2 separate regions of the Homo sapiens genome follow, and region 2 is linked to region 1. Evidence: read pairs that join two places in POLR2A ChIA-PET (ENCODE). Cell type or tissue: PC-9. All regions are shown on one strand. Each heading gives the region's core, and the rest is flanking DNA. Links, peaks and the distances in the headings are about the cores only.

The links. ChIA-PET counts read pairs that join two places held together with the same protein. Peaks named below come from ENCODE experiments on the same cell type or tissue, not always from the same donor. Only the 100,000 strongest peaks of a DNase experiment are listed, where the experiment ranks them.
Region 2: POLR2A ChIA-PET joins it to region 1 with 7 read pairs; 2 of 35 experiments call an interaction of 5 or more read pairs at or near these places.

Annotation. Positions count from the first base shown.
Region 1 is chr19:46,061,984-46,073,132 of GRCh38, forward strand. It overlaps a transcript of IGFL4 not described here. Among named protein-coding and RNA genes, the nearest start is that of IGFL4, 27 kb to the left of the region's middle. In PC-9, for the core only: a CTCF peak has its summit at 6,459; DNase peaks (open chromatin) are centred at 3,708, 5,928, 6,758 and 8,128; H3K4me3 peaks cover 1,140 bases; H3K27ac peaks cover 4,438 bases.
Region 2 is chr19:45,848,107-45,859,255 of GRCh38, forward strand. SYMPK (symplekin scaffold protein) reads right to left here. Exons shown (of 27, transcript NM_004819.3): 2 at 6,285-6,401; 3 at 6,069-6,134; 4 at 4,376-4,429; 5 at 4,206-4,279; 6 at 644-770. The coding sequence starts at 6,389. Among named protein-coding and RNA genes, the nearest start is that of SYMPK, 9.5 kb to the right of the region's middle. In PC-9, for the core only: no CTCF peak of the experiment used is centred there; no DNase peak of the experiment used is centred there.

The sequences.
Region 1 (11,149 bases), core at 1,844-9,843:
AACAGAGTCTTCGATTTTGAGAGGAATCTATCCACTTTTAATTCCTAGGGTTTCATGAGGAAAACAGGTTTTTCCCAAAACGTGGTCTGTAGCACTTCCTGTTTTTCCCAAGGAGTTCCATGATGCTAGAGCTTGAAAAAGCTGACTTTTAACCATAGTGCTCTTAAAAAATCCTTTAAAATTTCTTATTACCCAACTTTAGCCAGGCCAAACTGCCAATATTTCTGGCTTTTGAACTTTACCAAAGGAAAACCTTCCAAATGCTCCGAGAAAGGAAAATTCAAGATGGTTGGTGGAGGGGAAAAGAATCAACAAATGATGAAGGTCACACAGATATAAACCAGAAAGCACTGATTCCCTAAGCCAGGATTGAACCCAGGACACCATTGGAGAATGGCACAGCCTTACCTACTGAGCTACAGCACTGAGCAGTTTCTGCTGCTTTTCCCAGAAGGAGCCTAGAGCAGCCAATTTTGAGCTTGCACAGGCTTTTAAGTGCTCAAGATAGTTTTTAGAGTTAACTGTGATATGAACCCCTAAATTCATGTTCCCTGGAAGGTAGAGCCAGGAGAAAGTACTGCCACATCGTTACAAGGTTAAGCTCCCAAGGACATCTTTCAACATGTGGTCTCTGGGCAAGATGAAGGAGCAGACAGTTGTCCTGAGTAACAGAAAAGAGAGAAAAGAGAAAGGAGAGAAAGGGAGAAAAGCATTGCCTGTGGCAGGGTAGGGAAGGCAAAGAACTCAGGGAGGCCAGAGAAAGACTCACCCATTGCAGCCACACTGAATCAAAAGTTTAGGCCGCCCCTTCTTGGTTGCGAAGGAATCTTTTCCAGCAGTCCCATCAGCTCTCAAGTTTCCCCCTTTGGGGAGAAGAAAAGTTCCCCATGTCCTATTGTCCCATGATCCTGTACATGCCTAATCCTGTCACCCACAGCCATCAGCAAAGAGTGCAAGGCAGATTAATCCAAAGAGAATAGCACTTAACATCCTGTAGTGCCAAACCTGTTCTTAGCACATAGAGAGGGACTTTACTGAGAGGGGCCTCCATCCTCTTAAGTCTTAGGAAGGATTCTAATCTGCCTAAGATGGGCCTTGAACCCAAGTTCGGTCAAGCGTCCTTGCCTTTAATTAAGAACGACCTTTACTCATGTATGATTATTTTTATTGTGGTAGAAAGAGCTTGGAGCTAGTAGTTCAGCAAAGTGAATATAAACCCTGAATTGGCACGGAGTGATGGGGCACTTACTCTATTATTTAAATTCATTGCAATCATTACAGATGCCCTCCAGAGCTATCACCAAAGCCTCCCTTTTCTCTATTCAAAAGAACATTTAGAACACACACGCATGCACACACACACACACACACACACACACACACATACACGATCCCTCTGTCCTCTTTTATGTCATCACTAACTCAGTTCAAAGAGCACTTCCTCAGAAGCATTCACTCACTCACTCCCCAGATTTTGTCAAGGTTCCCTTTTATCAACTCCCATTTGAAATCTTTACTTTCCCTACATGCACTTTAAAAGAGATGGTATTTCAATAATTATCCTTTCAATGTCCATTTCATGTCCTGCACTACAATAGAAATGTCTTGCCATACACTCTGCATCTAGCACAGAGCCCTGCGCAGAGGAGATGCTCCATATTTATTGACTTCAACATCAATAGCCAAATTGAGGCACTGAGTGGAAGTAAACCAAATTCAATTAAATAAGATGGGTCAGGAAAGACCCATACTTGGGAATAAATCTAATAAAAGTGTACAAGATCTTAACACTGACAGTTACAAAACATTGCTGCAATAAATTCAAGAATTTTGAAATAAACAGAGCTATTCCATGCTCATGGATTGGATTTCTTAATATCTTTAATAAGTGATTCTCCTTAAATGAGGTATAGATTTGGTGCAATCAAAATCAAAGTCTGTAGGCAGGCATAGTGGCACGTGCCTGTAATCCCAGCTACTTGGGAGGCTGAGACAGGAGAATCGCTTGAACCCGGGAGGCGGAAGTTGCAGTGAGCCAAGATAGCACCACTGTACTCCAGCCTGGGTGACAGAACGAGACTCCACCTGAAAAAAAAAAAAAAATTCCAACAGCTTTTTTCTTCCTGGAAGTTTACATGCTGATTCTTGTTACAGGACCTAGAAAAGCCAAAATATTTATTCTTAATTTTAATATTTGTGGGTACATAGTAGGTGTATATATTTATGGGGTACATGAGATGTTTTAATACAAGCATGCAATGCATAATAATCATGTAAGTGGGGTTTCCATCTCCTCAAGCATTTATCCTTTGTGTTACAAATAATCCAATTACACTCTTGGTTATTTAAAAATGTAGAATTAAATTATTATTGACTATAGTCACTCTGCTATGCTATCAAATACTAGATCTTATTCATTTATTATATTTTTGTACCCATTAACCATCCCTCCTACCCTCAATACACTTTCCCATTAACCACGCCCCCTACCCATACCCTTTCCAGCCTCCAGTAACCATCCTTCTAATCTCTATCTCCATGAGTTCAATTGTTTTGATTTTTAGATCCCACAAATAAGTGAGAACAGGTGATGTTTGTCTTTCTGTGTCTGGCTTATTTCACTTGGTATGACCGCCAGTTCTATCCATGTTGTTGCAAATGGCAGGATCTCATTCCTTTTTATGACTAAATAGTACTCCATTTTGTGTAAGTACCCCATAGATACTTAGGTTGTTTCCAAATTTTGGCTATTATGAACAGTGCTACAACAAATATGGAAGTGCAGGTATCTCTTCAATATATTAACTTCCTTTCTTTTGGGTATATATCCAGCAGTAGGATCATATGGTAGCTCTATTTTTAGTTTTTTGAGGAATCTTCAAACCGTTTTCCACAGAGGTTGCATTAATTTACATTCCTACCAACAGTGTATGAGGGTTCCCTTTTCTCCACATCCCTGCCAGCACTTGTTATTGCCTGTCTTAAGGATATAAACCATTTTAACTGGGGTGAGATGATATCTCATTGCAGTTTTGATTAGCATTTCTCTGAAGATCAATGATATTGAACACCTTTTCATATGCCTGTTTGCCATTTGTATGTCTTCTTTTGATATATGTCTATTCAGATCTTTCACCGATTCTTTTGATCAGATTATTATATTTTTTTCCTATAGAGTTGTTTGAGCTCCTTAGGTATTGTGGTTACTAATTTTTCTTTTCTTTTCTTTTTTTACTAATTTTTCATCATATGGGTTTGCAAATATTTTTCTTATTCTGTGTGTTGTCTCTTCACTTCATTGATTGTTTCCTTTGCTGTGCAGAAGCTTTTCTTTTCTTTTCTTTTCTTTTCTTTTTTGAGAGGGAGTCTCGCTCTGTCGCCCAGGCTGGAGTGCAGCGGCGTGATCTCACTCACTGCAACCTCTGCGTCCTGTGTTCAAGTGATTCTCCCAAGTAGCTGGAAATACAGGTGCATGGCACCATGCCCAGCTAATTTTTGTATTTTTAGTAGAGACGGGGTTTCAACGTGTTGGCCAGGCTGGTCTCAATCTCTTGACCTTGTGATCTGCCTGCCTTGGCCTCCCAAAGTGCTAGGATTACAGGCCTGAGCCACCGCGCCTGGCTGGCATTTATTTATTGGGTGCTGCTACAGATCCCTCTGCAGATATTAAGCAAATGTGCTGAAAGCCTTTCCAAGAAAGAATGAGTCAGATTCCAATCCGGGCCTTAGCCCCAGGATATTGTCCACAGAAATGTGGAGCACAATGATTACGCCTCTTTCTCACTTAGGGGATTTTCTGTAGAATCTGTTTCTCTCCAGTTCTTGCCCTATATTGATATATTTCTCAGGGCTGCTCTCTAGAGGGTAAAATGTGATGTGTCAGAAGATCCATGGAAGCAGCCAGGAACCAGTTGCTAGGAGTTTGGAAAAAAATCCTGGGAGCAGGCAGAGGGTATGTGGGTTTGAATGTCAAAACGGCCATGAAGCAAAGTAAGTGAGAACCAAAGAATCCCATCAAAGTAGCCCCTGAGAGACCCTTAAGGCTGAAAGTGGAACTTAGCTCAGCATGGCCCTCTCAGCCAGGTGATTTTTTCTCTTGATTTCTGGTGAAGCGTGAGCTTGTAAAGCCACAGGGAGCCAGCACCTACCATCTTCTTGAAAGCCTGATGCCAAAGATCTTTAAACATCTTGACACCATATATCAAGGAATCCAGCTGCCAGATAAAATACAAGACTTCTAGTTAAGTTTGAATTTCAGATGAGCAACAAAGAAATATTTAGTGTAAGTATGTCCCAAGTGTTACCCAAAACATACTAAAATGTTTAAATTATCTGAATGTCAAATTTAAGTGGGCATTCTTATGTTTTTATTTGCTAAACTGGCAACCATAACTAGGAACACCCAACTCCCAGCATCCATGAAAGCTCTCTCTACTTTCCTGCAGACTCAAAGCCAAAGAAGTACCAATACTTCTTCAGGGACCAGTGTATTAAGCCACTTTTGCATTGCTATAAGGAAATACCCAAGGCTAGGTAATTTACAGAGAAAAGACGCTTATTTGGCTCATGCTTCTTCAGGCTATATAGGAAGCATGGTGCTGGCATCTGGTTGGCTTCTGGTGAGGCCTCAGTGACCTGTTACTCATGGCAGAATGTGAAGCAGGAGCAAGCATGTCACATGGCTAGAGTGGGAATGAGACTGAGAGGAAGTGTCACACATTTTTAAATGACCAGATCTTGCAAGAACCCACTATTGTGAGGACAGCACCAAGCTATGAGGGATCTTCCCCATGACCCAAACACCTCCTGCCAGGCCCCACCTCCAATACTGGTGATTATATTTCAACATGAGATTTGGAGAGGACATTCAACCTATATCAACCATTTAAATTTAAAGTTGAGGAATGAAAACATTTAAGAGCAAGTAAGCATGAATTATGTTCACCCAATCGTACTCCTAAAACCATCTCAGCTCCTCTCCTTCAGCCAAGGGCATGTCCTCATGTCCAATCTGGTTCTCACTGGAGAGATTTGGGAGTGGGAACTCTGCAATCTTGCTGTGGTCAATAAAAGAACCTCCCAGAGGCTCACAGGGGCTTCAAGCTTCAATCGTAGTCCCCATTTCAGATCCTCTGACACTCTCCCATCCACTCTCCTTGTGCCTGCTTCAAAGCCACAGCAAACAGAAGCCAAACCTTTAGTAAGGATGATCCCAATCTCAATTCCAACCCCAGCCCCAGCATATCCACCTTTGCCTATACCTAACACTACTATCTGGACATCCGCTTTCAGCCCAGGCCCTCGCTGTTTTCCTCATTGCCTCTGTGGCACCTCAGTCCCAGTTTGCCCTCCACCCATCCAGGAAGCTCACTCCCTTCCCTGGATTCTCATCTTGGCTCTTTTATGAGCTTCCTTGCATGCCTTCACCTTCCTGGGTTCCAGAGAGCCCAAGACCAGCTCCCAGGAATAGTGCCCCTACCCCGATGAGCCTGATCCCAGAAGAATTAGCCCCAAAGTAATGCTGAGCTTTAGCCAGAACAAAAGCTAGCCTAGAAAATTCCCCAGGCAGGAAACAGATGACTGCACATAAGTCTCATTGCCGACCCCATTCGTTTCCCACAGGGGCTTGTCTGCATCCTCATCCACGTGTGCTCAGGCTCAGAGTGAGTTTCAGGTGAGGAAAGAGTGATGAACAAGCAGAATGGAGGAGGAATTTGTGGGGTTGCAGGATGGGGCTCTGACAGGGCCCCAGGTTGGCAGCCAGGTTTGTTTCTCTCTGGGACCCACATCTGATCTATCCCTCAGGAAAGAGTCAGTCAGCCAGCCCCCAGGTGTGGAAACCAGATCTGTGACATCATGGAGAACTGCTCCATGGATAAGCCCATGAGTAAGCCCTAGTGCCATTTACCCAGGTGTGGATTCACCTGCTCCTATGCTCCACTTCCAGCAATGATGACAAACATTCTTTGGTCCCTTGGATCAAAAGACTTTGAGTCAAAAGGTTTCAGGTGTGAACTCTGACTGCACCTTCCCCCATAATCAAAGAAGGATCCAGGTAGGAATCCCTGCCATGCTCCAGGCTGAAGCGGGGAGAGAGCAGCAGAAAAGGAATTTCAATAACTGGGTCCTCCCAAGAGGGGACCCTGCTCTGTTCTCCATCTCTCCACCTTTTGTCACAGATGCTCTTCAACCAATTCCGCCACCATGTGTCACCATGTGTCTCTGAACACAAATCTTAAACAATCTCTTTATCTCTCCAGATGAAGAAAGACCCACCAGGGCAGACAGAGCTGATGTTTCCTTGCAGTGGCTTAGACAGTAATCTGAGGTCCTGGGATACAGGGTACATTAAGATATTAAAGACCTCGAGCTCTGAGTGTCGAATCTCATCATGATGGAATCCAACATAAAACAAGACTGAATGCAAACATGATGCTTAATTGTGTGCGGAATTGAAAAAAATAGTTCTCAATTTTTTTGCTTGCAAATTGTGGGATACGTTTACCAGATTTGAACTTTTCCCTTATTTGTCATCCCGCTTTGTTGATTCTGTAACCAGGGGCTTGGGATTCATTTTGGGGATCCCAAAGCCCTTGTTTGTTGAAGGGTTTCAAAGTCTGGTAGGAGGGTGGTGCACACACAGATAGAATTGTTCATCTGTGGGCGGCCTCTGACTCCCTCCCTGGGTAGGCCTCCAGGCCCAATCCTTCCTTCTGAGGAACCGCCGGGAAAGACTTTGATCAAAACAATTAAATGCATTGGGAGCTCAGTCTGAGGCAATTATGTGGTTTCATAGAGGAAGAGGTAGAGATGACTCAGGCATTTCTGGCCCCATGTCAGCCTCAGGGCAATCACATTCGGGATTTTGCAAAAGACACATTCACTCTGAGCACTGGAGACCTACATCTCTTTGTCCAGTTGACTTAAGTTCTCACCAAGTGAATATCTTCATGCTAAAGACAGTTTCATTTGTGATTAGGGACAGGAGAGCATGTTTCCCCTCGGTCCTCTGATTCTGACTGGAGGGGCAGTGCTGAGTTCTGGATCGGGGCTGCTGGCAGTACGTGGGAAAGCTGTCCTATCAGTACTGTATAGAACAGGTGGTCAGAGAAAATGCCTCCCTGGAAAACCTTTTCACATGGTTGAATGTCCCCAGACATGAGAGGGAGTGGAGGACTTTGTTCTAGAGCCCACCTCAGAGGCCAGGCACTGCCAATGCCATGAGCAAAATCTTCCACCTCTTTCCCCCAATTTTCTCTCCATCTGGATTCTGTGTTGCTGAGGTCATTTGCTCTGTCTCTTCCTACCCTCTGTATTCTTCTCTCTCATCTGACTGACTTTTCTCACTCAATTTTCAAATATCACCTAAAATAATAATACAGATAAGAAACAAATGTATTCTAATGAAAATGTTCAGTCTGAGAAGTAAAGATTACATGGTGAGCATTGATAATTTTTATCATGCTTCCTACCCTCCCCAAAGGTAACTGCATTTAAGATGTAGTGTTTGTATTTTTCCATAAATTCTGTATAGTTGAATACATATAAGTCTACATATATGCCACACTTTTCCCTTCTTATAAATAAGATATCATACATCCCCCCCTTGAAGCCCTAAAAGCCCACAGATCACAGATAATTCTCATGGCTGCCTAGATTTCTATTTTATGGATAAATTGTAATTTATTTCATTTGTCTTCTTTTTGAAAATTATGTAGGTTGTTTGCAATATTTCAGCCTTACCCTAAAAATTCTGCAACAAATATTCTTGTATGTACATATTTGGGCACTTTAATTAGAGTGTTTAGTCAACAGCAATAGATGTGAAAATTCTGAAGCAAATTGTGTAAGATGCTCTGAGCCATATGCATAGGGAAAAATCTAAACAATAGATTAGACTAAAGCAATAAACATGAATGAACAGGTTCAGGGTTTCAGTTTTAAGAATTGAAACATATTTTGAATGGCAGCCAGTAAAATGCACTGACTCCAAACACTTCAAACAAGACATTCCTGTTATCAGGAAGGTTAGGAGGGTAACGCTTGTTTTGTTCACTAAGCTGGGTGGACTCATGATTACTGAAGCAATACTCATTTCTGCTTTAGTCTCCTATGTTTGCATCCCATGAAGCTCAAATACGAATTGAAGCAAATCTCTAAGATTTTTTTTTTTTTGCCTTATCTCCTAAAACTTGAGGAATGCATGTGTTCTTAGTGATTCACATCCACGGGACAAAAACTCAAGGAGAAATAAGAGCTGACGTCATGCAAGTCTTGGCTGCTTTTGTTACTATACATTTTCTCTGAGAGTCCAACAGACTTCGGGCTGGAACTTGGCACTGGAGACTCATGTTCGGAATCATAGGGGAACATCTGGCTGTTAATCACTTGCACAATTTAGAACATTTCCTTTACATTGGCTTTAAATTCTAGCCCTTATTTCATTTTGTAGTCTTATTTTCTTTCTTCTGCATGCTCACAATACCAAGCATTAAATGTATTTTAATAACTAAAAAAAAAAAGGAATTTTATTTCTGGTGGTGTTACTAATGGTTGTGTGATTGTGCAGAGTCCAGAAAGCTGCTGACTTAACTACCCATCACCCAGCTCAAAACGCCCAATCCCCTCTTAGGTGAAAAGTGATGACCATACAGATATTTAAAGGAGAAGCACCCTCACTTACAACATCAGAGGGTCAAATCTACAGGCTCATCAGCTGTCCTACATTTTGTCAAAATAAAGCTCCTCTCAAACATGGAGGCACATCGGCAGTTCATGGAGCCAGAAGTACCTACTTCACCCTCTCTCTTACATGGGTGGGCCTGAAGTACTCCTTATCAGGGCATCTGGACTCTATTTTGGGTGTGTGCAAAGTGTTTTGAAGGGTTTTTCTTGGTCGATGTTTTGTATTTGGGGGAAAAATTAATCATCCTCAAATTGAATCGCCTAATCACCAGGTGACCCCAGGTGATGGCATGGCACCATACTCTCCAGAGGTCTGCGATATTTGCCCAGTGGAGTACAGCTCCCAACAAGCCTGCGGTCCTCCATTCATGATGCTCTCTAGAATCCCAAGATGGCGTTTGTTTGCCTGCATGGGATTCACCTTCCATGACTCTCAGGAATCAGGAACTCAAAAGACATGATCCTGTTTTTTTTTTTTTCTTTTTTTCTCTGCCTATGTGTATCAGCTCAGCCAACCTCCTCAATGTGCTTTCCCTCACGCCAGCGGCACACCAGCAAGTCAGCAAAGTTCAGGGGCTCAGTATGCACTGAATGAGGACACAAGTCTTATTTGCCTCTCCCTTGACTATGTTGGGGGTAAGGAGAAGACACAGCCTCTCTGCAAGCACAATACTCTTCCCTGAAAGGCCACCCTCTTTCTGGTTTCCAGTACTCCTCTTATATCACTAGTATCACTAGTTGGTTCTGCTTCTCTCCCATCCAGGGATCTGGAGAAGTTTCATATCAAATAAACATAAACACACGAATAAATGGGTGTGGTCCTGGAACCAAATAAATAATCTTCATTGAAGTGGGGATGGGGAGGTGTAAGACAAAGACAGTAGTGACTTGCATTAGACAGGAGGTAGTGTGAAACCACGACTCCTGAAACTGTAAGCCTGGTCTGCTGATCATGGACACCAGCAGAATGAATTCATAAGTTCAAGTGGTGGAATAATATTTTTACAGAGGTAAAAGAAAATAACAGCCAACAAAGACCTTTCTAAAATAGCCTTCAAAAATGGTAAGGAGGTTGGGCACGGTGGCTCACGCCCGTAATCCCAACACTTTGAGAGGCCAAGACAGGTGGATCACATGAGTCCAGGAGTTTGAGACCAGCAACTCCTGGGCAACATGGTGAAACTCCATCTCTACAAAATAAAAAATTAGCCAGGCATGGTGGCACATGCCTGTAGTCCCAGCTACTCGGGAGTCTGAGGTGGGAGGATGGCTTGAACTTGGAAGGCAGAGGTTGCAGTGAGCTGAGATGACACCACTGCATTCTAGCCTGGGCTACAGAGTGAGACCCTGTCTCAAAACAGAAAAAAATGAAGCTGAGGATTCTCCAACTTACAGCCATTAAGGGCAGTGACTTCAACGAGACTACTTTTCCTGCTATTGACAACAGTAAAACTGGATGAACCAAATGAGGCCACTGTTTTCAGGTGGTGAACGAAGACAGGATAAAATATCAATCTCTGAAAGTAAAGTCACAGAGTGAACACCTGGATATTTGGACTCTGCCTGGGGACAGTTTCCCAACGGAAGTGCAAGTAGCAAGGATCTGAGTATAGCACAGCAGTTCCGCAGAACTAAGGTTCTGGATGGCTTGATGGAACTGGAATCCCTTAGGTGTGGCATCAGTGAAGAAGTGCGAGCCCCCCAAATCCACGTGGGGTCCACCAAAGTTCCTGGATGAAGACTGGTCTGCACATGCACATTCTAGACCACCCAAAGCTTAGCAGAGAGGTAAGTCTTAAGAAGTATTTGTCTCATTTATACCCATGGGATTTTAATCAATGGAGGTAATGACAGGGAGATGCCAATGCCATTGAAATATGTTTAATGTCACTCACAGTTTCGGTAGAAATTAGAGGCACAGAATGTGAAGCAGGGGCATGTGGGGAAGCCCCAGGTGTGATCAGGAGACAGAGGCAGGAGTGAGCAAAAACCTAGGCCAGAGCCCTTATGATGTGTTCTGTGGGAAAGGCAGAACAGGGCAGGAGATGCAGCTCACAACTGGTCAGTTTGAATAATATTGGCAGGGTGTGAAATATAGTGGCAGCCTCTAGTTGTCTGGTACCTGGCCCTGGGTTGACTTAGGGCAGAGAAAATGTTGGCTTGGTGTGTAAGAGAGATAAAGGAGATGGTTCAGAGCGGGGGCTCTGGATCTCGGGGGAGATGCAGATACCTTTGGCCATGAGTTAAACCCCGTAGTTAATGGATACCAAATAGAGAAATACAGACTCAAGAAAACACAAAGCACTATCCCAGTTGGGAGAGCACAAAGGAGACATTATCAAAAGTAATGTGGGATTCTGGATTGGATCCTGGAGCAGGAAGTGGACAGGAGGGGACTACCAACAAAACTAAAATAAAGCCTGTAGATTCAACATTCATTTCCTACTTTCAATAATTGTATTAG
Region 2 (11,149 bases), core at 1,650-9,649, 210 kb before region 1:
TACATTCATTTGGTTAACAGTTACTGAGTTCCAACTCTGCCCCAGCCCAGTGCTCGGTGATGCTGGAGACAGGACTGAGTAGTGGCCAGGCCTCGCCCTGCCCTCATGGGGATGCAGAGAGTGACCACTCAGTGTGATGAAGGCACACATCTTCAGGGTAAAGGACTAACAGTGCTGACTTCACAAGGTGGTGGTGATTAAATGGATTCATTCGTTTTATTAATGCTAATGTACATCACACCATAGAGTGTTCTTTTCCTATCACACTCCATAATCAATATTTATGTGATTCATTAATTAAGGTCTACCTCCCTCCTTGGGTTATGAGCACTGTGAAGGCAGTAAGCTGTCTTGGTCACTGCTGTGTCCCCAGCATCACCTAGCCCAGGGCTAAGCACAGAGGACATACTCAGGGAATGTCTGTTGAGTGAATAAACGGATGGTCAATGGAAGGAATGAAGGTTAAGTGCAACTTCCTGACCTAGGAGACAACGTTAGCTCTCCATGTTATCTGTTCCCACAGACCAGTGGCACATCTTGCCCATAAAGAGTATGCTCGGATGCTGGTTTTGAACCCCAACATATTAGTTTGTCAACGAGACATATCAGGCAGGATGGCCCTGGGTGGGGAGGGCGCTCTCACCTGCAGGGCCACCTTGTAGAGCTGGGTCATGGTGAGGATAGCCTTCTTCACCACGTTCACATTCTCGTCCCTCAAGAGCATGTTGAGGTTTGCAATGAGTTTCAGCAGCAACTCAATGTCTCGCTTGCTGAGGGATGGAGAAAAAAGGGGCGAGGTCAAGGTGTGGTCTTAGAGCAAGTAGGAGGAGCCTGAGGTCCAGGAGGGAAGGGAAATCAGGGACCTGTCTCAGGGGACCGGAATGGCACATCCAGAAGCTGGGAACAGTGCTTGGTGCCTCCAGACTGAGCCGCCCCTGAACCCTCTATCTAGACTGGTCCTGTAACACCAACTCCTTTGCTCTCTCAGGGCCCTGCTGTTCACATAAGGGACAGTAGGGGCAGACAACTGTGTGAATTTGGACAAGCGACTTCACCTCATTTAGAATAATAGTATCTATCCAATTGTTTATGCAATTTTTTGGGAAAATTGCAACAATACTTGTAAAGTGCTTAGAAGAGTGCCTGACATGCAGAAAGCATTCAGTAAACACCAAAAAGCATTCGGTAAACACCAGCCATTGCTACTTTAAAGCACTTTGTTTTCTGTAATCACTAGTTTTGCTTGCCTCAGTCTGAGGGCTCAAAAAGTAGGGACCCTTTCCTAGCTTGGCAATAACCCCAGCAGGGTCATTTTCATTGAAGAAAAAAATGAAGGGCCTCCAACAAATGTTCAATGAATAAATAGGAGCTCAGCACAGAATTTTCACAGCATACATTACAATCTGAAATATTAATTAAATCAGTCAAAAAATATGAAACTTAGCTGTCAGCTACATGAAGGCAGGAATAATACGTTTTTGCTCACTGCTATACTACAGCCTAACATGGATGCCTGGTACGACAGCAGTCACATGGTATGTATTTGCTGAATGGACTTTTTACAAATTCAGAAAATTTACCACAAATTCTCCCAGTAAATGGGGAGATAGGATATTTGGGTTCTGGCATTGCAGACATGAGTTAAAATCCCAGCCTTGGCCAGGCGCAGTGGCTCACGCCTGTAATCCCAGCACTTTGGGAGGCTGAGGCAGGTGGGTCACCTGAGGTCAGGAGTTTGAGACCAGCTTGACCAACGTGGTGAAACCCCATCTCTACTAAAAATACAAAATTGGCCGGGCATGGTGGCGGGCACCTGTAACTCCAGCTACTTGGGAGGCTGAGGCAGGAGAATCACTTGAACCTGTGTGGTGGAGGTTGCAGTTAGCCGAGATCGCACCATTGCACTCCAGCCTGGGCAACAAGAGCGAAACTCCATCTCAAAACAAAAACAAAAACAAAAACAAAAAAAAACAACAACAGAAAACAAAATTAGCTGGGTGTGGTGGCAGGCACCTGTAATCCCAGATACTCGGGGGGGCTGAGGGAGGACAATCACTTGACTCAGGAGGCAGAGGTTGTAGTCAGCCGAGATTGCACCACTGCACCCCAGTCTGGCCGACAGAGTGAGATTCCATCTCAAAAAAATAATAAATAAATAAAATCCCAGCCTTGCCACATTCTGGCTGTGTGACCTTAAGAAAATTCACTTCACCTCTCTGAGACTGTTTTCTCTTCAGTTAAAGGGTCAAACAACTGATCCATAGTATTACGAATAATGAAGCTGCTCAAGCATTTAATACAGTGCCTTACAAACAAATATTTAATACACAGTAGCTAGTCTACTTCCTCCCAGTCACAAAGCATCCAGTAAAGCTTTAATAAACAAATGAGCAAGTGACCAGCTTGAACAAGTCACTTGACCATTCTGAGCCTGTTTCCCTTTCTGTAAAAAGAGGATAACCACAGTATCCATCGAGGCTGCCATAATTACGGAGATAACACGGGAAAGGACCTGACACAGCGCAGGGCACAGTACGTGTTCCATGTGGTGACTGTTATGTTCAACTCATTCACGTGTGCAACAAATACGTAGTCAGCCCCTACTAGGTGACAACACTGCTCCAGGCAGGTACTGGGGACAAAGTGGCCAGCAAGACAGAAAAAGTCAAGCCCCGTCCTCACAGAGCTGATATTTTGCGGGAAGAATCAAGGTTATTTCAATGAGTGAGGAACACTGTAAAGAACAGTGAAGGTGGGGTGCCTGAGACATGGGGCTGCATGGGAGCGGGCAGGAAGGAATTTCTGAGGAAGAGACCTGAGGGAAGGGAGGGGAGAGCCAGGTGGCAACCTGGGGACGAGGGCCCCTAGCAGGAACAGCAAGCAGACAGGCTGCGAAATCCAACTGTGACTTCTGAGGAGCAGGGGAGACAGAGAGGATCAGAAGTGAGATGAAGCCGAAGTGAGAGTTTGGGTTTCCACCTAAGTAAGCTGATGAGCCAGCTGGGGTCTGAGAGCAGGGGTGTGCCAAGACTGATTTACATTTAACAGCGTCACTCTGGCTGCTGAGTGCAAGAGTGGAAGCGGGAAATGAGTGCGGTGATTCCTCTTTGGGGGATGAAATGCCCTGGAACGAGATTGTGAACGTGCTAAATGCCACTCACTTGTTCACTTTAAAATAGCTGATTTTTGCTGGGCGTCGTGGCTCATGCCTGTAATCCCCGCACTTTGGGAGGCCAAGGTGGGCCAATCACTTGAGGTCAGGAGTTCAAGACTGGCCTGGCCAACATGGCAGAAACCCCATCTCTACTAAAAATACAAAAATTAGCCAGGCATGGTGGCACGCACCTGTAATCCCAGCTATTCAAGGAGGCTGAGGCACAAGAATCTCTTGAGCCTGGGAGGTGGAGGTTGTAATGAGCCAAGATTGCGCCACTGTACTCCAGCCTGGACAACAGAGCAAAACTCAGTCTCAAAAAAAAAAAAAAGGCCAGGCACAGTGACTCACACCTGTAATCCCAACACTTTGGGAGGCCAAGGCGGGCAGATCACCTGAGGTCAGGAGTTTGAGACCAGCCTGGCCAACATTGCAAAACCCCTTCTCTACTAAAAATACAAAAATAAGCCGGATGTGGTGGCGCATGCCTGTAATCCCAGCTACTTGGGAGGCTGAGGCAGGAGAATAGCTTGAACCCGGAAGTCGGAGGTTGCAGTGAGCCGAGATTGCGCCACTGCACTCAAGCCTGGACAACAGTTGAGCGAGACTCCGTCTCAAAACAAACAAACAAACAAAAGATTAAAAAAAAAAGCTAATTTTGTTATATGAATTTCAATTTAACTAAAAAGAAAAAGAAGGGAGCCAGAGAGAGACCACTGAAGTCATCAGGTAGGAGGAAAGGGTGGCTTGGGCCTGCATAGTGGCAGAGGAAGTGATTGACAAACGGTCAGATGCTACAGATATTCTCAAAGTGGAGCCCACAGTCCTTAGTGATAATGTAGATGTGAAGTGTGGAAGAAGCAGAGGAATCACAGATGACCCCAGGGTTTCCATCTTATTAAGTATTTGCTGGGGAATCAGTGTGTATGAGAGAGAGAAAGGGTCTGGGAAGCAGAGGGCAGGCCTCTCAGTGGTGGCCTCCAGGCCAGGCCACGAGCTGAAGGCTGCCACCAGTGAGAATGCTCCCGGGGCTCCGTGCCTCGCCCCATACCATGCCTCCTCGATGAAGCCGATGACAAATTTTCGCACTTCGATTGACTTGTCTGCTTGGAATGCGATGATCTCCTGCCAATGTTAGAGAGAAAGTGGATCAGGGCTACACAAGGATCCACATCCCCTTTCCCCTACACCACACCCCTTTCTCTTCTGTCAGTCACTCACATCCAGGAAGTTGTCCAGTAGTGTGGGGTCTTTGTTGATGATCAGCTCCTGGACCTGGAAGGAGATTGGGGGTGGGGAGGAGGAATACCCATATAAAACGAGGGGCCAATCAATGCAGACAGGAGAGTAGAGGGGAAGACAGCAGAGGGCTAGGCAGCAGATACACTCATTTCAATGCCTGGCTCTGCTTCTCCCTACCAAGGGTGCTATGCTCTGGGCATGGTCTCTGAACCTCAGTTTGCTCTTCTATAAAATGAGACTCTTAAACATCAACTCAAAAGGGATGTTAGGAGGCTACAATGAGATCCTACAAGGCACAGGTCCTGGTAGATAGTGAGGACATGACACAGGAGGGGGCTGAAAAAAAGAGGAAAGTGCCCCAAGGCTCAGGCCTTCCTGAGGTTTGGCCTCCATTCACCTGTCCATCAGTTCTCCCCACTCTCCTTCTGCTTCTGCTCCCTACTTCACATTGCCATGATTCAGCAAACATCTTCACAGTGAGAACCCAATTCCTGAAGCCCTTGTGCCTGCCAGGCTCTTTGGAGTAAGCCCTTCCCATGGACATCCTCCAATAAGCAAAGAGCTGGCACAGGACCTGGCTGCTACAACTCAAGCTACTATTGCTAAACGGCCTCATGACCACCCATGGGGGAGGCACCAGGTGCATCCACTCCACCTCGGAGGTGGGGCTACTCCACAAGGCTACAGGCTGATGAAGGAGCCGAACGGGTTCTCACACAGGAATGCTAACCCTGCCAGTCTCTGAACTCCAACTGCCTCCTGCTCTGAACCATGCCCAGCCCAAGTGTCCCATGTCGTCTTCTGCCTTTGCACACACTTCTGTGCCCTCAGCTTGACATGCTCTCCCTCTCTTGGCTGGGCACGGTGGCTCGTGCCTGTAATCCCAGCAGTTTGCGGGGGCCAAGGAGGGTGGACCACTTGAGCTCACGAGTTTGAGACCAGCCTGGTCAACATGGTGAAACGCGTCTCTACTAAAAATACAAAAATTAGCCAGGCATGGTGGCAGGTGCCTGTAATCTCAGCTACTCAAGAGGCTGAGGCAGGAGTTGCAGTGAGAGCCAGGATCGTGCCATGGCACTCCAGCCTGGGCAACAGAGCAAGACTCTGCCTCAAAAAAAAAAAAAAAAGAGATGCTCTGCCTCTCTCATTTGGTACACTTCTCTCCTTTTATCCTCCATGGCTTGGTTCAAAAGTCCTCCCTGACTCCCCATCCCTAGGCTGGGTCAGGAGCTCCCTCTGGGCTCCCAGAGCCCCCCTGGGCTCCCTTCTCCATCCCAGCCCTGCCCACACTGGGTCATCATTGCCTGGTGACAGGAATGTCTGCCCCACTGGACTGGACACTGGCAGAGAAGAAATGCAATGATGAAGAGTGTAGGATTTGGAGCTGGAATCCAGGATTCAATTACTAGTTCAGCCAGCTCCCAGCAGAGTGACCCTGGGCTAATAATTTAAGCCCCGGGGTCTGCTTCTTTCTGTATAAAACAGGGATGAAACTACCCTGCCTTACAGAGCTTTCATGAGAACTAGAAGAGCAGAGGCCTGCACTGAGCACTGTGGCCGGCACACACTGAGTGTGTAAATGTGGACACTGGTGTTACTGCAAGTGTCTTTCTCAGGTTCCCAGCCTCCTCCCTTTCACCTGCTCAGCCCAGGATGCCCCCCGGGCCCTCACCTGTTTGAGCACTGTGATCTTTGAGTCATTGGTGATCAGCGCCGCCTGGTTCAGAAGATCCACCACCTGGAAGGAGGGGGAGTGGCAGGGGATAGTGCCAGCCCAGTCCAGCCCAGTGCAGCCCCCTCGGCACTCCCAGGGCTCTGCCACCTAAACAGGGATTGCCAAAGCCAGGGGCTATGCTTCCTCACTCCAAGCCCTACCCGCCACGCTCACCCTCTCTGAGGTGGTCATGCCATCGATGCCCGGCCCCTCCTCTTGAGTGAAAAACTGTGATGCCACGCTCCGACGGGTGACGCTGTCTCCACTGCCGCTCGCCATGGCTGCTGTCAGCTTGTCCCCAGGAAAGAAGAGGATGGATCAAGCTCAGGGAACCAGCGGATGGGCTGGGCTGGATTGTCACCCGAACACCTACAAAGGGCCCAAGCCTCCTTCCCAGGCTGTTCCTCCCCAGTCAGGCCTTCTCAAGTCCCTCTCCCCTCCAGGGTCTGTCTCTGGCTTATGGATATGTGCACGGGGCCTGTAACTTGGGGGAGACTGACATCTCCCAAGGCAGAGCCAGAAGTCTCAGCCTCAAGTGGGCCAACCACAAACAGCTGCTGAACGATGGGCCACATGAACGTGCAACAGCCACCTTGCAGGTCTCCGTGTGTCCCCTCTCTCCATCTGGGATATGCTTTGGACTGGGCACCACAGCAAACTTTCTTTTTTTTTTTTTTTTGAGATGAAGTCTTGCTCTGTCACCCAGGTTGGAGTGTGGTGGTGCGATCTCAGCTCACTGCAACCTCTGCCTCCCAGGTTCAAGTGATTCTCCTGCCTCAGCCTCCCAAGTAACTGGGATTACGGGCACATGCCACCATGCCCAGCTAATTTTTGTATTTTCAGTAGAGACAGGGTTTCACCATGTTGGCCAGGCTGGTGTCAAACTCCTGACCTCAGGTGTTCCACCTGCCTCGGCCTCCCAAAGTGCAGGGATTACAGGCGTGAACCACAGTGCCTGGCCCAGAGTAAACTTTTAAAAACACAGCTCTGAGGAATATCAGGCACAGAGTCCGGCACATAGTAGGCACTCAATACATCACAAAAGGCCTGCTTCAATAATTATGTTTCAGCCACTCTCTGGAATATCATGAAGCTGTTTTTAAAAGGGAGGAAGGGGGCTTTCAGGCATCCATCACAGTCACACAGGCAAAATTATGGAATGATTAACGTAGCAGTATATGTCAATTACACAACTATTCATAATAGCAAAAGACTAGAAGCAACTCAAGTGTTCTCAAATAGGGAGACTGGCTGAAAAAAAGTTCATACATAATCAAAGGCCATGGGGCTTCAACACCTGTGAAAGTAAGTGAAAAACATATAAATATAAATAAAGGAAAAAGACTATGGAACTGTAACAAGAAAGGAAGAAAAAAACAAAAAAATGAGAACAATCTCTAGACACTGATAGAGAGTGCATACATTAAGTGAAAACAAGCAAAGCTGAAGACAGTGTTGACTGTATGTTTCTGTTTTACAAAAAAAAAAGAAAAATGAGGCCAGGTGCAGTGGCTCATGCCTGTACTCCCAACACTTTGGGAGGCTGAGGCAGGCAGATCGCTTGAGCCTAGGAGTCGGAGAGCAGCCTGGGCAACATGGTGTAACCCTATCTCTACAGAAAATATAAAAATTAGCTGGGCATGGTGGCGTGCCTGGTAGTCCCAGCTACTCAGGGAGGTGAAGGCAGAGGCTGTAGTGAGCCAAGATCGGGCCACTGCCCTCCAGCCTGGGCAGCAGAGTGAGAACTTGACTCAAAAAAAAGAAAGGGGAAAAAATATATATGTTAAAAAAGGAAAAAAATCTGAAAGGATAAACCAAAAACCAGCAGAGGAAACAGGGTAAAAAAAATTGGTGAAGCCGGGCGCGGTGGCTCACGCCTGTAATCCCAACACTTTGGGAGGCCGAAACGGGTGGATCGTCTGAGGTTAGGAGTTTGAGACCAGCCTGGCCAACATGGTGAAACCCCATCTCTAGTAAAAATACAACAGTTAGCTGAGCCTATAATCCCAGCTACTCAGGAGGCTGAGGCAGAAGAATCGCTTGAACCCAGGAGGCGGAGGTTGCAGTGAGCCGAGATCATGCCACTGCACTCCAGTCTGGGACATAAAGACAGACTCCATCTCAAAAAAAAAAGGTGAATCTCAGTATATTATCCTGAAAAGAGGTCCCTGACAGCCTGTTGCATCAGAGGACAATACATGCAGTTCAAGCCATTTTTGTCAAGTATGTGTTTATGTATACGCAGAATGACCTGAGGCAAGACATTTAACTTCTCTGGCTCTCAGTTTCCTCTTCTAGGAAACAGGGATAGTAACAGGGCTTACCTCCCAAGACTATTTTGAGGATTAAATGAGTTAGTATATACAGTAAACATTGGCTAAGTATACTATTATTTTTATGTACATGGGAAAAGATCTGAAGGCTACTGCATAAACTGCTAACAACAATTATGATAATTAATAATAATTTGGCCAGCTCACGCCTGTAATCCCAGGATTTTGGGAGGCTAAGGTGGGAGGATCAATTGAGCTCAGGAGGTGGAGGATGCAGTGAGCTGTGATCCCTACCACTGCATTCCAGCCTGCGGACAGAGCAACACCCTGTCTCAGAAACAAACAGGCCAGGTGCAGTGGCTCACATCTGTAATCCCAGCACCTTGGGAGGCTGAGGTAGGCAGAACACCTGAGGTCAGGAGTTCGAGACCAGACTGGCCAACATGGAGAAACACTGTTCCCTACTAAAAACATACAAATTAGACAGGCATGGTGGCGCATACCTATAATCCCACCTACTTGGGAGGCTGAGGTGGGAGAATCACTTGAACCTGGGAGGCAGAGGCTGCAGTGAGCTGAGATCACGCCACTGCACTCCAGCCTGGACGAGAATGAGACTGTCTTAAAAACAAAACAAGGCTGGGTGCGGTGGCTCACACGTGTAATCCCAGCACTTTGGGAGGCCAAGGCGGACGGATCACGGAGGTCAGGAGATCGAGACCATCCTGGCTAACAAGGTGAAACCCCGTCTCTTCTAAAAATACAAAAAAATATGCCGGGCATGGTGGCGGGCGCCTGTATTCCCAGCTACTCGGGAGGCTGAGGCAGGAGAATGGCATGAACCCGGGAAGCGGAACTTGCAGTGAGCTGAGATCACAACACTGTACTCGAGCCTGGGCGACAGAGTGAGACTCTGTCTCAAAAAAAAAAAAAAAAAAAAAAAAACACACACTAAACAAACAAACATGCCAAAAAAACAATAATCTGAGGACGGTGAAAATGATACTTTTTTCTTTTTTTGAGATGGAGTCTTGCACTGTCGCCCAGGCTGGAGTGCAGTGGCGTGATCGTGGCTCACTGCAAGCTCCGCCTCCTGGGTTCACACCATTCTCCTGCCTCAGCCTCCCCAGTAGCTGGGACTACAGGCGCCTGCCACCACGCCCGGCTAATTTTTTGTATTTTTAGTAGAGACGGGGTTTCACCATGTTAGCCAGGATGGTCTCGATCTCCTGACCTCGTGATCCGCCCGCCTTGGCCTCCCAAAGTGCTGGGATTACAGGCGTGAGCCACCGCAACCAGCCGAAAATACTTTTTTTTTTTTTTTTTTAGATGGAATTTCACTCTTGTTTCCCAGGCTGGAGTGTAATGGCACAATCTCAGCTCACCGCAACCTCCACCCTCCCAGGTTCAAGCAATTCTCCTGCCTCATCTCCCAAGTAGCTGGGATTACAGGTATGTGCCACCACATCCAGCTAATTTTTGTATTTTTAGTAGAGACGAAGTTTTACCATGTTGGTCAGGCTGGTCTCGAACTCCTGACCTCAGGTGATCTGCCCACCTTGGCCTCCCAAATTGCTGGGATTACAGGTGTGAGCCACAGCGCCCAGCCGAAAATGACACGTTTTTTAAAAGGAACTACCCAATAGCTATTCACAGTAGTATCACATGATAGGGGTCTCCTCAATGAATGACGAGCCACAGCCTCCTCCCTAGTTTCCCTGCTGCCTGTCACCCCCTATCTTGCTCAGGGTCAGGGCCAATGTCCCCATCAAGGCCTACAAGATTTTATGGCATCTGGCCTGTTCTTCCTCTGACTGCCTCTCCCCCTGGGCTCTTTGCTCCACCCACTCTGGCCTCCTCGCTGTCCTGTGAACATGCCCAACATGCCCCTTCCTCAAAGACTTTGTGCCTCTCTTCCGTCTGCCTGGAATATTCCTCCTCCTAGATATCAGCACAACTCCTTCCCTCTTCATTTCCTTCAGGTCTCCACTCACATGTCTCTGCAGTAAGGTCTTCCCTGACGACTATGTTTCTTTTTTTTTTGAGACGGAGTTTCCCTCTTATTGCCCAGGCTGGAGTGCAATGGCGTGATCTCAGCTCACAGCAACCTCTGCCTCCCAAGTTCAAGCGATTCTCCTGCCTCAGCCTCCCTAGTAGCTGGGATTACAGGCATGTGCCACCACGCCTGGCTAATTTTGTATTTTTAGTAGAGACGGGGTTTCTCCATGTTGGTCAGGCTGATCTCGAACTCCCGACCTCAGGTGATTCGCCCGCCTTGGCCTCCCAAAGTGCTGGGATTACAGGCATGAGCCACCGCGCCCGGCCGACGACCATATTTCAAATTTTAACTTCCTCTCGATCCCCATCTGTGTTGCTTTTTCTCCATAGCATTTATCATCATCACACACTACATATTTATAAGTTCCACGAGGACAGTGATTTATTTATTTGAAATCATTTTTTGGTAGAAGCAGAGTTTCGCCATGTTGCCCAGGCTGGTCTTGAACTCCTGCACTCAAGCAATCCACCCTCCTTGGCCTCCCAAAGTGCTTGGGATCACAAGTCTCAGCCATCGCCCCCGGCCTAGAACAGGGATTTTGTTCCTTCACTTTTTATATTCCCAGCACGGAAGAGTGCTTGGCACCTAGCAGGAGCTCAATAAACATCTGCTGAATGAGTGAACACTACTGCCAAACGGCCTCCCCAATCACTGGGTTCAGTATTCCTGCCCTTTCACTCTTGAATCCTAATAGCTATACTTGTTCT